Regions from separate parts of the Homo sapiens genome. Here all the other regions are linked to region 1. The links are chromatin loops, found by intact Hi-C in ENCODE. Cell type or tissue: chondrocyte. All regions are shown on one strand. Each heading gives the region's core, and the rest is flanking DNA. Links, peaks and the distances in the headings are about the cores only.

Region 1 (2,944 bases), core at 392-2,891:
TTAGTTCTAAGCAAAAGTTAATCCAAGAAAACATACCGAAAGAATATGCACCGTCCAAATAATAAAATCAATATTTCTGTTTTACATTAAATGGCATGTTTGTATTAAAATGACCTAAAGGACTCTTTGAAAATATCATATCAAGGTCAGGCGCGGTGGCACATGCCTGTAATCCCAGCACTTTGGGAGGCCGAGGCGGGTGGATCACTTGAGGATGGAAAGTTCGAGACCAGCCAGGCCAACATGGTGAAACTACTAAAAATACAAAATTAGCCGGGGCGTGGTGGCATGCTGTAGTCCCAGCTACTTGGGAAGCTGAGGCAGAATAATCGCTTGGACCTGCAGGGGCAGAGGTTGCAGTGAGCCAACATCACCCCACCGCACTCCAGCCTGGGTGACAAGCGCAAAACTCCGTCTCAAAAAAACAAAAAACAAAAAAAACTTATCAATAATACGCCCACCTAAAAAAGAAAAACAAAAAGCAACTCATAAAATGTAGTCACCAGAAGTGTGTATAGCTGATCTGCGATTTAATACAGTAAAAAAGAAAAAACAATCAGGAATATGTTGTGGGGCTACAATCAGCATTTTAAAATGAGATCAGGTCCTGCTGAATGTTTTCCCCTAATGCAGAGAAATTCTTGCCAAATTTTTACTTACACGTTCATTTGACACTAAAAACACTAACCATAGTTATTCTTGCTAGGCAGCTTTACAAAATATCACTAACTAGCATCTAATATCACTGAAAATCCAGGTGGACAAAATTTTCTTTGAAGATTAAAAATAATTATTTACTAGAAAATTCAAGTCTGCTCTGGACAAGTCTTTCAACAGGTCTGGATCTGGGAAGGAGCTGAAAAACCTAGAATATTTAAGAATCCCTTGGGGGCACTGTCAAACTAAATATGCTTCTGTAGGATGAAGAAGTACTGATAGAATGTGTGCTGAACATAGGACAGAGAGGAGGCTGAAAAAGCCTGAAAGACACTTGTTTAGACTGGGAGCTCCTTGAGTGAAGAGACTGTGTCTTATCTTAGGATTGCTGGTGCCTGGCAAGGAGGAGGTCAACTTGTTAACGCTTGCTAAATTAAGAGAGAAACGTATCTGGACTACAATTCTTACCCGCCCCCCCCCCGCCCCCCCAAAAAAGGAAAACAGATTGTACAAACCAAATATTTAATTTGAATTCACAAAAACAAATGGAATCACTTATTTTTCCCCCAGTGTCTTTTCTAGTAACCTTGCACAACCCACTCGTGAAGTTTAAGTACCTGTAATCATATAAAGGTGCGTCTAATTTAAAAGGATACAAACATTTTAAAACATAAATCTGTTTTATGCCTACAAAATATATGGAAAATGAAATAAAATATAAATAAATTGAGATACAAACATATTTTTAAAATATTTAAATTTACAAGCAAAGTTTAAAATATATAAAAATATGCCGGGCGCGATGGCTCACGCCTGTAATCCCAGCCCTTTGGGAGGCTGAAGCGGGTGGATCACGAGGTCAGGAGTTCAAGACCAGCCAGGCCAAGATGGTGAAACCTCCGTCTCTACAAAAATACAAAAAAAATTAGCCGGGCATGATGGCGGGGTGCCTGTAATCCCAGCTACTCAGGAGGCTGAGGCGGAAGAATCGCTCGAACCCGGGAGGCGGAGGTTGCAGTGAGCTGAGACCGTGCCATTGCACTCCAGCCTGGGCGACAGAGTGAGACTCCGTCTCAAAAAATAAAAATAAAAAAAAAATAAAAAGGAGTAGGCCTCTACTTCCCAAATGTAAACAAGACATACACATTTTTAAATTAACTGTATTTCCCTCATAAAACAGTTACAAAATACAATTATTTTCAAAGCAAATTTCTCAAAGACCCAGCAAGATGTTCACATCTGAAACAAAGTCTTAGGTAGTGAACACTGACTGCAGGCACCAGGGGGCCTCCCAGGAATAACTTGATAGTAAAGGAAAAGGTAAATAAGAGTTCCTGGTAAAACTTTTGCTTCCTATTCAGTCTTAAGACTGCTGGATGGCTTTCACATCTGGAGCAAATACACAGTATTTAGTTACAGAACAGGTACTCACAGAACTTGGGTTTGAGATACCGACACATACTTTGAGAAAAAGGAATTACCCCTCCCCCATTACAATATTCTTTGATGATTTTCCAAATATAAGTACATACTGCTTCACTCTAGCAATTATCTTAAGGTAATTTGAAAGCAAACAGTACATATGCAATCGCTGGACGGCGGCTAACAAAGAGGCCTCTAAATTGTTTAAAAAGGATTAAAGGCTTTTCTACACACTCACAAAACAATTATTGATGACGAAAACTTTAGGGTAGAGGGACTGTTTGGCAGAAGACTGCATTTAACTTTGAATAATATCCTGCAATGAATCAATACATTTAACTCCCGGCTAGTCCACCTCTTCGTTTTCCCCCCTTGCCTTCCCACCAACATAAAACTATTCAATAAGAACACTTGAGCCCGGAAAGTTCAAATGCTGCGTAGACCTACAAATACCTTTCGAATACAAGACAGGCTTTAAAAATAGATTTTCACTAAGTTTGTGCAGAAATTAAGCTCTGCTCAAATCAAATGCAAAAGCCAATCCCTTCAGCAAACCCATCTACATACATCACATTTCTTAGGTGCATCTTCAACCTGATCAAATATCTTGTCTTACAATTTTTTTAGGCCAAGTAACAAACGGTAGATTAATTCCCGCTAATTTTATCCTCTCTTTAAGAAGAATCCATTCTATATAGCATTGTGTAAAAATGCAGAGCAGACGAAGCAGTCCTGTTAAGGACAGGTTTATATATATATACGTAAAATTCACTCCCGGAACGACAATCGGAGGCAGCCAAGGGCAATGCACAAAGAGAACAGAGAAGAACAGTGATTCCACGGACGCACAAAGCCCAGTGGCAGG
Region 2 (4,050 bases), core at 854-3,353, 190 kb after region 1:
TGCTAGAACCCAGCACTGCTGCAGGTTTACTCAGCACAGATGGACTGGACTCATTCCTTGAGGTTTGGGGATATTACACTAATAAATGGAAATTGCTCCGATTTCTATTCAAGAGAAAAAAGGACTGTGAAATCACCTGAGCGATTTGAAAGTGGAATGGTTTGTCCTAGGAGGTGGCAGCTTCCCTAGGAGGTAGAAGGAACTCAGCACAGTCTACCCAGCTACTTAGCAAGAATATCATAGGGAGGAACCACACATTGGATAGGGCAACGACTTGCTGGTGCAGGCAGTTCTCTCTGCCAGGAACATTCTCTCCCCTTTCCTTACCTGACGAATTCTAATTCTTGACGCTCCTTTTCAGAAGACAGGGTTAACAGCCTCTATGTTTATTTTCCCCTAAGCTTTGTACACATCTATAAATATTAGTCATGTGTCTGTCTTTAGGAAGACATGCTGCCAAAGACACTTTGGTGATGTCATCGGAGCACTGTTCTCCTATTTTCCAAGCACTCAGCACTGGAATATTTGCTGGATTAAATTGAACAGGGGGTTGAACGGGGATTCTGTTCTGCCCTTACATTCTTATGAGTTTTCTAACACGTTTCCATATAGTTACTTCCCCCTGGATTATCTAGCCCCTATAATCAAATAGTCTTCACATCTCTAGCAAGAAGAGTCTAAATAGCGGATAATCCATTTCTGGGCTAAGTGTGTCAGGGGAGTCATCCACCTGTGGGGTAACATTGTCTCAATCCTTTGTAAATTACTTTGGTGAAAGAGGTGAAGCCAAATATTATCCAATTATCTTGTCCATAATACGAGCATGGGAAGTAAAGAGCCCAGAAAGCTATTGCATACATTGGGCCATCCCACAGCCAAGTTCATCACACTCACAAAAGCACCCTGAACCATCTCCTAGCAATAGAGGAACTGATTTATAGCTCATGTGTGTAGACCTAGATATAAAGAAGGCAGGGAGTGCTTGTGGCACAGAACCCTGTCTACCTAAATTCGACAGGATTTACAAATAACCAAAACAGATAAAGTGAAGTCTGCTCAGCTCTGCTCTGCCTATGTGGAGATTAAGCTATGATGTCCCCCTCATCCAAATCTTGGTGGCTTCAAGTTGTTAGCTTCTAAATATATATTACAAAGGGCTATGTACCAGGAAAGTAAATGAAAATGGGACCAGTTAAATTCCTCCCAGGCAAAATTATCAGCCAGAAGATTCCAGGGGAAGAATTCAATTTAAATATGTATCGCTTGCATACTTTAAGAACAAGCAGGGAGATGTGTACGCACTGGCGAGAATTTTAAAAAGATAAGATCAGACCCTTCAAGGAATATAATCAGACTTTAAAAAATCATTCCGCCTGTAATCCCAGCACTTTGGGAGGCCAAGGCGGGCAGATCACGAAGTCAGGAAATCGAGACCATCCTGGCCAACATGGTGAAACCCTGTCTCTATTAAAAATACAAAAATTAGCTGGGTGTGGTGGCGGGGGCCTGTAGTCCCAGCTACTCGGGAGGCTGAGGCAGGAGAATCGCTTGAACCAGGGAGGCGGAGGTTGCAATGAGCTGAGATGGCGCCACTCTGCACTCCAGCCTGGCAACAGAGTGAGACTCCATCTCAAAAAAAAAAAAAAAAAAAAAGAGAAAGAAATCATTCCGAGCAGGTTGATGGAAAGTAAATTAAGGAAAGTGCTGAGTCCCAAAATGGCTGTGTCTGCACAGCCTGCACAAGATAACTTCATCTCCTCCTGCGGCAATAGCAGCGGTTCCTACAGCAACCCCGCAATTCAATATCTGTGCGCAGCTGTGCCTGCGCCCCAGGTGCCTGGATCGATGCCTCTCGCGGGGGTGATCTGCTGGGAAAGGCAGGCGCCGCACAACCGGGTTTCTTTTTCTTTTTTCTTGAATCACTTTTCTTTATTCTCTCTAATCTCATGCCAGATTATTGAATCACTTTTTAATGACTTGCCCTAAGAGGTGATCTTTTTCCCCGCTTTACTTTCTTCCTCCTTTGGTCAAACACAATTTCTTTTTGACACCTCCCCGCCCCCGGCCCCCAAGCCCCGAACCTCGTTCCACCCCCAACTCTAAGGCTTTCGTCACTGTCGGAAGCGGAGCTGGGCGGCAGTCTCGGGAGGCAGCGCCCCCTGGTGAATTTAGCGGGCTCCTGCAGCCGGGGCTCCTCCCGAGGCCCGCGCCACCTGCAGGGGGAGCGGGAAGCGTGCAGGGGCCGCCCCAAACCAAACATCCCGGCCGCCGCCGCGTACTCACTCGCCAGGGTGGTAACGGTGCCGATGTTCTCATCTCCGCCGACGCTGTAACGTGGGTCCAAGAAAGAAAATGAAGGGTTAAAATCCCAGCCACGCCGAGACCCTTCAGACACTAGCCAGAAACGCCCGTCTCCCGAGAAACAGCCCGGGGGCCTGGAGCTTGCACTTTCCCCATCACTTCAGTAGAAAAACGGAAAAAGCAAACCAGAATACGACTCCCCTCCCCATAGGCCAGCACATCCAAACAAAACGCCAGCTTTAAACCAGCGGCTGATTTTCGCTGATGTTGGGGAAGGGGAGGTAGGTTGGTTCCTTGCACCCCTGCTTTCAAAGGGGAAGTAGTCCCTCGTCTGCCAGCCCCTTTCCAACTAGCCACTGCAGCGTGCATTAATATTATTGGCCCTATTTTTTTCTCTCTTCTCTTCCTGCTTGGCTTGGAAAAGCCGTTTTTAAAAGGTGTCTTCTAGAGAGTCAGCCATCTTCCAAGCCAATAATAAAATTCCAAGGTGATCAAAGTTAGAAGGGTTTCTAGGCATGCAAATATGCAGCATTCCAGAGTGGATTGGATTCCCTGCTTTTCCACACCCCCCCACCCCATTCTGTGCCAAGGGTGTCTAGGAGCATCTAAAAGGTTCCCCAAATGTTTGGGTTTAACTGTGTTGCAACGTGAGGAAGGATGCCAGAGACTCGGCACTCAGGTTAAAGCAGGTGTCAGATAGAGATGCCAGATTCCAGGTGAGGAAACACCAAACCTGCCCGGGCTTGCAGCAGAGGTTTGATCACATACAGAGCAGAAATAAGCCTGCCCAAAGTGATACAGGATAAGGGAATGCACTGGTGGGGGCCAGGAAGCATCTGCTCTGCTTCCTGATCTTTTATCTTCTGGCTCTGTGATCTTGGTCAGGTTACTTGCCCTCTCTGAGCCTTGTTTCCTCATCTGCAAAATAAAGGCCCTATAATAACAATGCCAACTACCAGATACTTAGTGTCAAGCACTGTGCTGGACACCTAAATTCTTTCTAGCCCTCAGACAGTGCTCAGGTAGTAGCATTATTTCTGCATCAGAGATGAGGAGAGAAGCTCAGAGAGGTTAGGGAACTTGCCCAAGGTTACATCCAACTGGGCAGCTAGGGCTCAGCTACAACTCTGGTTCCAAAGGCAATGATCTGTGCATCACTCAGGCCACTGCCTCCTTCTGAGATTATATCACAGAGGGAGAAATGGAAGCCAGAGAAGCATTTCCAGCCCAAACATTTATGTAGTTTCTCTCCTGGATTCCTGGCTCAAGGCTCAGCTACTGTTTTGGGCAATGTAGTGGTTTGAGGAGGCTGGTGAATACCTTTTTCAAATTAAACCTAGAAGTTGGTCATAGAAAAGAACAAAATGGCCCACCCTTCTGCTTAAGGCGTTGTTTTCTAGAACACTCAGGGGGCTTCCCTTGCTCTGCAATGAAGGGGCCTTTGGGGCCTTGCCACACCCTCACTCACCTCCAGGACAGGCCTCGGTACTGAGTCAAGACGTCCAAGACGTTCCCAGGTGTGGACCCGGCCCCATTGCCTGCCTGAGAGGGAACAATGAGGGGGTGAGTTTCTCTGCTTTCCCCAGTGGCCCACCTCTGCCTACCTGCCAAAAGGTCTATGTTCTTATGCTGGCCAGGACCACCTGGGCACTCTCTGGGATCTAGGGTCTAGATGGCACCATGTCTCCATATGTATCCTGCCTTTTCAGAGATGAGTGAGAGTGCCCACTGGGAATGCCTGGTGCTACT
Region 3 (4,050 bases), core at 854-3,353, 1.0 Mb after region 1:
TTGTAATCCCAGCACTTTGGGAGGTCAAGGTGGGTGGATTGCTTGAAGCCAGGAGTTTGAGACCAGCCTGGGCAATAAAGCATGACCCTGTCTCCACAAAAAAAATTTTTTAAATTAGCCAGGCACGGTGGTGTGCACCTACAGTTCCAGCTACTCGGCAGGCTGAGGCAGGAGAATTGCTTGATTGCCCAGGAGGAGTTTGAGGCCACAGTGAGCTATGATCACACTGCTACACTCCTGCCTGGGTGACAAAGCAAGACCCTGTCTCTAAAAATAAAATAAAATAACTATTATATCTATGTTAAATTCCCTGATTATGTAATAGAATGTCTGTGTTCTTGGGAAAGTATTTAAGGGTAAAAGGAATAGTGTCTGCAACTTACTCTCAAAAGGTTCAACAAAAGAAAATAAGTATAAACAGGTATGTACACACTCAGAGAGAATATTAAAATGTAGCAAAGTTTAACATTTGGTGAACCTGAGTGAAGGAGTTCTATGCGCCAGACTTGCAGTTTTTCAGTAAATTAACATTATTTCAAAGTAAAAAGTAAAAAAGAAAAACAGAGCCAAAGCGCCATGCCCAGAGCCTGGCGTCCTCTGCCCCCACACCATGGCGAAGTAGAAAGAGCCCTGACTTAGACACAGGTTCAAATCCAGGCTCCCAACTGTAAGATATTTCATCCCCAGGCTTCTGTCTCCTCACCCTAAAAGGAAGATAATAATACAGTGTCTCTCTCTTAGGGATGTTAAGGAGACTTAAATGAGGTAGTCTATGTAAAAACCCTGGCACCTGCCAAAAAATTATTCACATACTCTCCAAGTATATGCTGCCAATTGCCCAGAAGTGATAAATACCAACAGAATTCTTACTCTCACGTAGCTTATCTTCTAGTCAGAAGATGGAAAATAAATGACTAAATAAGCAGGCAGGCATAATTCCAAACAGTATAAATTCTGTGAGGGGAATGGAGTGTGGCGGTAGAGATGGGGAGAGATGGGGGTGGGGGGCGGCCCTGCCCTATACAGGGTGGTCAGGGAAAGCCTTCCAAGGAAATAACATTTAAGCTGACCCTGAAGAACAAGAAGGAGGGAGAGGCTGACAATGTAGGTGGTGGAACAGCAGGAACAAAGGCCCCGGGGTGGGCAAGGGCTCGGTGTATGCAAGGAACTGTCCGTCCCTTCTCTCCTTTGCTAGACCACCTCATAATTCCGTGTGTGTTCCTTGACGGAAGGGGCAGCAGAGCACCCAGCACTGGATACTCAGTGTCAGATGAGTGAACAAGCAAATGGCTGATGTCTGGTTTCAATGTTTGCCTACGAGGAGATGTACTCCGCTCCCAGCTCTTAGCCTCACCATGCAGTGGAAGGGAAGGAGGCTTCTGAACTGGCAGCTCTACATTCTTCCCCTCTCTGTGCAACTTGTTTAGATCACAGAACTGGAAGGGACCCCAAAAATCCCATTCTCCCACCCCTCCGATTAGAGAGGAAGAAACAGAGGCCCAGACTCAACAGACTTGCCAAAACCCATGGACCTGGTTGGGGGCCCACATCTAGCACTTTCCCCAGCCTCACAGCCTGCCTTGTTTATTTGTTCAGCAGTTTTTGTTTCGCCATGGCACAGCTTGTTCCGACTCTGGAACATTTATGAGATGAGCCAATTTTTAAAAATCATAGAAAATAAATGGTTTGCTCTTGGAGCTGAAGGGCGGGGCAGCCAGGGTGGGAGACAGGTTCCAGGCCAGTTCTGGGGCAGAATTTTGGCTTATCCTTTGCTGTGTTTTTTTATTCTCCTGCCTTGGGAACCAAAAGGATTTCAGTGGGATTTCCTGCCTCGATTTCTCCAGTACTATGATATGGAAAGACTAGAACATTCAACCATACACTTTCTGATTCTCACCTCCACCATCATTAGTTCCATTCCAAACTCTGGCTCCTACCCATTGAGTTCAAGCTACAGCCTGATTCAACTGATCAACCTGGGGATGGTGGTGTCAGGACTAGCACCTGGACCATTCTGCCTCCTCTGCCTGCAACATCCTCTCTATCTGCTTGTGAACTCTTCTCCTTCAAAACCCAGCGGTTACGTCACCACTTCTAAAACCTTGAACTGATTCCCCACGTAGTCGGCCAGCTACTTTTTAAATTTAAAAAAGCCCAACCAGAATAAACAGGATAGCTAAAATGCTGAATTTCTTTGCTTTTTTTTGACTGGATATTAACTCAGTGTACTAATGTTAGCTATTATCTTGTGTTATTTGATCATAATTTATTTGCAGATATGTAAATATGTGATTACCAAAAACTTGTAAATGAATACTTGCTAAATTCAATTTTTTTGGCCAACAAAAATAATTTATTTAAACGTTAATTATGTCCAGGATGGTAGAGGGAGTGGGATAAGGATGACACAAGGACTCCTGGTGGTAAAAAGGTGACTCTAAGGTCCTATCTAGCCTTTTGATACAACATGGCTGGCTCATTTCCCCAAAAGGCCTGGTACATAGTAGGTGCTCAAAAAGTATGCATTATATGTATAAGTCCGTGAGGACGATTACACTCTCTGACCCTGGGGTCAATGAAGCTTCTGTCAACCCCAGTTGAATGTCCCATGAGGGGCCAGGCTAAGAATCCATTCAAGAGCTGTCCTAGGCCAGATACAGTGGCTCACACCTGTAATCCCAGCACTTTGGGAGGCCAAGGCAAGCAGATCACCTGAGGTCAGGAGTTTAAGACCAGTCTGGCCAACATGGTGAAACCCTGTCTCTACTAAAAATACAAAAATTAGCCAGGCATGGTGGCGGGCGCCTGTAATCCCAGCTACTCGGGAGGCTGAGGCATGAGAATCCCTTGAACCAGGAGGTGGAGATTGCAGTGAGCCAAAATCACTCCACTGCACTCAATCCTGGGCAACAGAGCGAGACTCTTTCTCAAAAAAAAAAAAAGGAGCTGTCCTAGCTTCAGGCTTTTTCTCCCTAACTGGGCGACATGCCCATTCTTAGCATTCTTAGTACTAAGATTGGTGAGATCCTGGGGATGGATAGGGCAGTGTGTTCTGAAGCCCTTTCAAGGAGCAGGGGCAGCAGCCTGGGTTCTGATGCCCATTCCAACTCCCTCTGCCCCTTTGCTCAAGGCAGTTCCCCAAGCAGCAGTCTGGCCAGCTGTGGGAGGTGCTGTTCACCACTTCCAAGATTAGCTCAGACCTTAAAAATCACAGCCCAGCTCCTGCCCTTCTCGTGCCAAGGAAAACAGTAGATGTCAGAAGCCTCCTTAGGTATCTGGAAGGGAACAGCTCCTTCTGCTCCCTCCCTTCCTTGTATGAGGTCATTGAATCAGGATGACAAAGCAAACAGTGACATGTGTTGGGACTTGTTCCCAGACTGATTCCAGGATTTCTCCAGCCCCTCCCACCTCCCCACCCTCAGAATGGCAGACCCAGGTGTGGACAACAAACTGAATAGAACTTGGTCCTTGGGATCCTGGGAAATAGGGGCTAGTTGTGAGGCACTTCCTGGGGTGGTGAAGAGGAAGCCCTGGATAGACCTTGGTAAAAGAGGAAATTGGGATATCAGCCCCACGGGCTATTTGCACGGTGTGTTCCGGGCTTCAGCATGTTTCTACATATTTTAATGTGAGTTTAGGAGGGTAGGAGTTCTTTTTCAACTTCACAGATGAGGAAACAGCCTCATTTAAGGTCAGCAGTTTAATCAGGGTTACATGACTTAAGTGTGACAGAGCCAGACTTGAAGTGAGGTTTGTGACTAATGAGTTTTGTTACATTTTCCCACCTCACCACAGTTCCTTGAACTTGTCATTGGTATATCTGTTTCAGGCTTTCTGCCTTGTGGCATACCACCATACTATTATTTACATAATATTTTTCTTAAATAAACACAATTTAAAAGTTAACCTCATTCTGCCCATTATTCTAAGTTAAGTAACTCAGGAATGGAAAACGAAACATTGTATGTTCTCACTTATAAGTAGGAGCTAAGCCATGAGGACGCAAAGGCATGATTTATATAGTGGACTTTGGGGACTCGGCTGGGGAAG

What was found. Hi-C counts contacts between places; a loop is a spot of excess contacts. Peaks named below come from ENCODE experiments on the same cell type or tissue, not always from the same donor. Only the 100,000 strongest peaks of a DNase experiment are listed, where the experiment ranks them.
Region 2: it touches region 1 in a loop (7-fold over the local background); 58 of 110 quality-filtered maps call a loop at or near these places.
Region 3: a loop joins it to region 1, with 4 times the contacts of the local background. A loop is called at or near these places in 4 of 110 quality-filtered maps.

Annotation. Positions count from the first base shown.
Region 1 is chr2:28,752,540-28,755,483 of GRCh38, reverse strand. All of the region lies in intron 1 of PPP1CB (protein phosphatase 1 catalytic subunit beta), which reads right to left. Among named protein-coding and RNA genes, the nearest start is that of PPP1CB, 2.2 kb to the right of the region's middle. RefSeq lists a silencer at 97-310. In chondrocyte, for the core only: CTCF peaks have their summits at 876, 1,693 and 1,932; no DNase peak of the experiment used is centred there.
Region 2 is chr2:28,565,073-28,569,122 of GRCh38, reverse strand. It overlaps PLB1 (phospholipase B1), which reads right to left. Exons shown (of 58, transcript NM_153021.5): 19 at 3,770-3,843; 20 at 2,284-2,327. Among named protein-coding and RNA genes, the nearest start is that of PLB1, 71 kb to the right of the region's middle. RefSeq lists silencers at 2,148-2,207, 2,248-2,307. In chondrocyte, for the core only: CTCF peaks have their summits at 2,197 and 2,423; no DNase peak of the experiment used is centred there.
Region 3 is chr2:27,705,642-27,709,691 of GRCh38, reverse strand. LINC01460 (long intergenic non-protein coding RNA 1460) reads left to right here. Exons shown (of 2, transcript NR_135200.1): 2 at 1,196-3,906. Among named protein-coding and RNA genes, the nearest start is that of LINC01460, 8.1 kb to the left of the region's middle. In chondrocyte, for the core only: no CTCF peak of the experiment used is centred there; no DNase peak of the experiment used is centred there.